Regions from separate parts of the Mus musculus genome. Here region 1 is linked to region 2. A link is a loop called in an ENCODE intact Hi-C map of the cell type or tissue named here. Cell type or tissue: gastrocnemius. All regions are shown on one strand. Region 1 holds the start of Gpr89 (G protein-coupled receptor 89). Region 2 overlaps Cd160 (CD160 antigen).

Region 1 (2,500 bases), 93 kb after region 2:
GAGGGCAATGCTCTGCTGAGGGAAGCATTGGGATGCAGCTGCACAAACCCTAAATTCAAGGATGTACCTCACTTACGTCCCTCAGGGGAACTGTTTCTTTCCCTTGCCATTTGGATGCGATGAAGAGAAAAAAAAATCTTTTACTGGAAAGATGCGGGGTGAGAGCGATAATGCAAGCAAAGAAGCGTCTGCAGTTGCTTAGTGAGTGCTTGCATTTGAAAGTGGGTACATGGCTATGCACATAAATACATACATGATATCAGGGCTATCATAAACACTTGGGGTGGGGTGGGAGGAAACCCTGGAGAGACACGACTGATGGGAAAAGCAAGAGGCTCACTAGACGAAGCGAGCAGAACTTGCCAGTGGTTTATACTTCTTCGGTTTTGTTTAACGGTAGATAGAGGTGGCCAAGTGAGAAGAAAACGTGGGTCGACCGCGACCCGCAAAGAGTGAACAGCAACCAGAGAACGAAAGATGAGGTGTCACTGCACAAAGGAAAGCTCAGACTTGGACCTCGCGGAGGCAAACGTGTCAGCACCCGGATCCTGCAAAGCCCATACCCGTCCCGGTCCTCAGCCCTGGTAGGCACGCTGCCGTGGGCCTCCCGCCGGGAGCCAAGCTTCTCCAGGCTCCGTGGTCCGCGGAGCTGCCCGGAAGCCTCGGGGCGCCGTGGGTACTGACCCCCGCATGGCACCGGCTCAGCGCTGGGGCCAGCCAGGCCCTCCCCAGAGTCTGGGGACGCACGCTAGGTGAGTGACAGCACCACACGTCAGCCTTCGCCACCCGGGCAAGGGAGCGGGCTGAGCAAATCCAGGTTCTCCCAAGGCTCACCTGGGAGGTGATCATGATGCTGGAGTCGATCAGGAAGCTCATGGCGAAGCCTCGGGAGGCCCATGCCCAGCTGTCTACCCCTCAGAGAAGCCGCGGCTTAAGACCTGTCCACCTGCTGTGGTAGGCGGCCTGGCCTGGCGCGTGCTTACGTCATCAAGATGCGCCCTAGCCAGCCAATCAGCGGCCGCATTCTCCGTTTGCCTGGAAGGTGAGGGTGGGCAGGGCTGGAAGCCGCTGGGTAGACTCAAAGCAGATGTGTTTCTTCTTAGTAGGCACAAGGAGGTGAGGAGAGGTAACATTTGCTTTAAGTGGCACTGCCATTAAATATAATGAAATTATTTTTATATTTTTCATAGCTAGAAACACTGGGGTGAGAGTTGTGCGAGGTCCTCAGTGACATTCCCAACACGGCAGAAAGTAAAAATAAGTTAACATAGCGAGTGAGGCTTTAAGTCAAGTAGTGTGTTGCAGATGTTACAGATTTTACTTGGTTTAAAAAGCAGTGTGACATCTATAAGCGAAAGGATGGTGGACAGGAACGTAAGAGTCTTCTCAAACATAGCTAAGTAAATTTCTGATATGATAACGTCAAAAGCACACGGCTTATAAGAGTGTGCACTCATTGGACTCTAATGAGACCGCCATTATAGTTGGCGCTTTAGGGTGTGGAGTATTAGGCCAAAGGACGAGAAATTACATGAAGACAGATTTTAATTCAAAATAATAATTACGTAGGAGTCTTAAAGGTGGGCTATGTTAGAAAGTAGTTTCCCCCTTCCCAACACAGTCTGAGTGGCTGTGGCTCAACTACAAAGTGAATTATAATTCCTTCCATTAGATACTCCATTTATGAAGGCTTAATATACTACAATGGGACTTAGACTTTTCCCACTAGAACCCTAGCTAGTCTTATTGTAAAGACTAGTTACAGTCAAGGCTTGTAAGGGTGCAAGTGTATGTTGCAGGGGATGCTGGTATCTAGAAAGTGAGTGCTCAGATTATAATATAAATAAACAAGAACATTCCCCCAGGTTGCCACACATAAAGAAAGACCCCTGTTCCTTTGATCTGAAGCCTGTCTTACCAAGCAGCCTGTCCTAGTTAGGGCTACTATTGCTGTGTTGAAACACCATGACCGAAAACAAGTTGGGGAGAAAAGGGTTTATTTCAGCCTACACTTTCACACTGTAGTTCCCTTTTGAGGGAAGTCATGACAGGAACTCAAACAGGGCAGGGATCCTGAGGCAGGAGCTGATGCAGAGGCAATGGGTGTGTGTGTGTGTGTGTGTGTGTGTGTGTGTGTGTGTGTGTTGCTTACTGGCTTACTTGTGGCTTGCTCAGCCTGCTTCATATGTGTATAACTCAGACATGGCAACACCCACAATAGACTGGGCCTTCTATCACCAATCACTAATTAAGAAAATGCTCTACAATTTTGCTTCCAGTCCAATCTTATGGAGGCATTTTTCTCAATTGAGTTTCCTTCTTCTTAGATAACTTTAGGTTGTGTCAAATTGACATAAAACCAGATAGCACACAGCACAAACTACATATCAAATACCAAATACCTGTACCAGAGTGCCAGGGAGCTGTGGAGGCTGCCTTACCATGAGAGTCTCTTAAATCACAGAACTCTGTGTTCCTGGTCCCATCTCTCAGGGAAGCA
Region 2 (2,500 bases):
CTTAATAGACGCTGTTGGTATATGTCACAGACCTAAGCTTCAACATTTGAAGAAGTCTTTCTGTCAAACCACTGCAACACACATATTCTAAGCAAACTCAAAAATGTAAAACTTGATAGTGTGTTTAGTCAAGAGGGCAAGTATCAGACACTTGGTATCGGAAGTCCAAATTCTGTTTTAGTACAATTAGCTGTCAAAAACAATCAAGGTACATCTTAAAAACTAGTTTCTGGGGCACCATCACATTTTTTAGGCTTCTGTGGCAGATCCGAGGTAAAACCCTTGAAAAGTGAAAACAGGTGACTAGCACATGTCAGGTACATGGGGACAGACAGGTCATCAAAACAAGAGTTTGTGTGCCTGAAAAACCTCCTCTTAGAGCACCAGTTCTTAACCTGCGGGTCGCGACCCACAGTCATCTCAGATATTCTGCGTATCAGATATTTACATTACAATTCATAACCCTTACAAAATTACAGTTTTGAAGTAGCAACAAAATAATCTAATGAGAGCGGGGTGTGGTGGTGCATGCCTTTAATTCCAGCACTCGGGAGGCAGAGGCAGGCAGATTTCTGAGTTTGAGGCCAGCCTGGTCTACAAAGTGAGTTCCAGGACAGCCAGGGCTATACAGAGAAACCCTGTCTCGAACTCTGTCCCCCAAATCTATTGATTGGGCTCACCGCAACATGAGGAACTGTATTTAAAGGGTCGCAGCATTAGGGAGGTTGAGAACCGCTGCTCAAGAGTCAGGTTAGATTTGAAACCTGCCTTGTTAATTACTAGTTGTCCAATGTTGGAAAAGTTTCTTAATCTCTATGAAAACAAGTTTATTGATGGATAAAATGATGGTAGGGGGTTAATATGGCAGCTTAGATAGTGTGCGCTTGGCGTAGCACAGCTGCTCAATAAAATGCTAGTCGTTATCATTATTCTGGCTGCACAGCTGGCTGCAGTTCACATCCACACCCATGGTTGTATTTAGTTCTTATAAAACTCTGAGCATCATTAATCACGTGTTCTGTGCAGACCTCTCGGAGAAGTCGCGTGACTCGCTTAAAGTTGCAGAGAGTGGGTGGAGAAGCCAGACTCCTAACCGTTTGGAGGAACCCTTTGGTTCCTCTTACAGCCACCTCTCTTCTCTCAGACACTAAAGAACAGAATTGAGGATGCAGGTTACAGAGGGTTAGAAAGGGAGAAATTCAGGCCCGGGGGACTACTGGGATAAGGACTCTCTTGGCAGAAATCACCTTGATGCCAGGAGCAAGCACCTTATGTGTAGCAGACGGGCAGTGCCCGGAGTTCTATCCGCTAGAGGGCGCTGTCTCTTTAGAAGCTAGGGTTGAGTGCCGGCGCCCGCGGTGTCTTACCAGGGTCTGTGACTCCAGTTTGAGAGCACCCACCACTGTCCTAAGCCTTCTTGCTGGCTTAACCATGGTCAGTATGAACACCAGGCTAACGTGTGGTGCGTGTGTGTATAGGCAAAACATTCATAACATATGAAATTAAAAAAAAAAAAAAAGAGCCTAAAATCACTAAAGCAAAAGGTATAGGATAAGCAAGGAAACAAATTCTATAAAGACAGAGTTACAGAATATACAAGAGAAGAATATCTATCTTTAGGATCTAGTGTCCATCCTATATCTATCAGAATTTCTCCTTTTAAATTTCAATATTTTATTTTGCGGGTAGGGCTGTTTTGCCTGCATGCATGTCTGTGATCACTTGTGTGCCTGGTGCCTGTGGAGACCAGAAGAGGGCATCGGATCCCCTGGAACTGGAGTTCTAGAGGTTTTGAGCCTCCACGTGGGTGTTCTCTGCAGGAACAACCCCTGTCTAGTTTAATGAAGTGGCGACAGCTATGACAGCTGCCGGCAGCTTTGACGATAACCCATGCTTTCTACCAGTGGCAGAGTCTACCGTGGAAGCAATTGGCCGCTCCCTAGTCGAGACTGACACAGGCGGAGATGCGTTTTATCCCCAGATTCACAAATCCCATTTGCGAGCTGAACTTGCAGAGGGTCACACATCCCCTTGGTTAACAACCACCTCTGATTCACAGGCAGAAGGTGTGTTCCCCCCCCCCTCCCCCAAGGAAGTGGCCGGGACTGAACTTAGGGAGAATTGTCCATTTCTTATAAACCCAGGAATGAATTGGCTGGCTTCCTCTGCCCAAATCATGCCGTGGCTAAAGGCTGCCCTTGCTCTGTCGTCTCCAGTGTGTGACCTCTGGGACATGAACACCCTTCAGAGACGCTCCATGAAGGTAGTTCACAGCCCAGGCTGGGCCTGAGGGCTTTAGCGCAGGCTTGGCAACCTTTGGTTGCTTTCTTGCAGTGATCTTTATCTCCTTGATATTTATGAAAAGGGATGACTCTCACCTACTGTCTTCTCACGAACACAGAACTAAAGAGAGCAGCCTGTAGGACTCAGCACAGCATGTGTGAGCTAAGCTGCCCAGGCTTAACTCTAAAGTGCTCTCTGAGACTTTGAGACTTCCCTC

The links. Hi-C counts contacts between places; a loop is a spot of excess contacts. Peaks named below come from ENCODE experiments on the same cell type or tissue, not always from the same donor. Only the 100,000 strongest peaks of a DNase experiment are listed, where the experiment ranks them.
Region 1: a loop joins it to region 2, with 2.1 times the contacts of the local background. A loop is called at or near these places in 14 of 42 quality-filtered maps.

Annotation. Positions count from the first base shown.
Region 1 is chr3:96,904,348-96,906,847 of GRCm38, forward strand. It overlaps Gpr89 (G protein-coupled receptor 89), which reads right to left and starts at 951. Exons shown (of 14, transcript NM_026229.4): 1 at 835-951. The coding sequence starts at 876. In gastrocnemius, no CTCF peak of the experiment used is centred here; a DNase peak (open chromatin) is centred at 992; H3K4me3 peaks cover 1,722 bases; H3K27ac peaks cover 1,350 bases.
Region 2 is chr3:96,811,553-96,814,052 of GRCm38, forward strand. The region is part of intron 1 of Cd160 (CD160 antigen); the gene reads right to left. Among named protein-coding and RNA genes, the nearest start is that of Cd160, 1.7 kb to the right of the region's middle. In gastrocnemius, a CTCF peak has its summit at 1,294 (motif pointing right); DNase peaks (open chromatin) are centred at 1,316 and 1,788; H3K4me3 peaks cover 876 bases.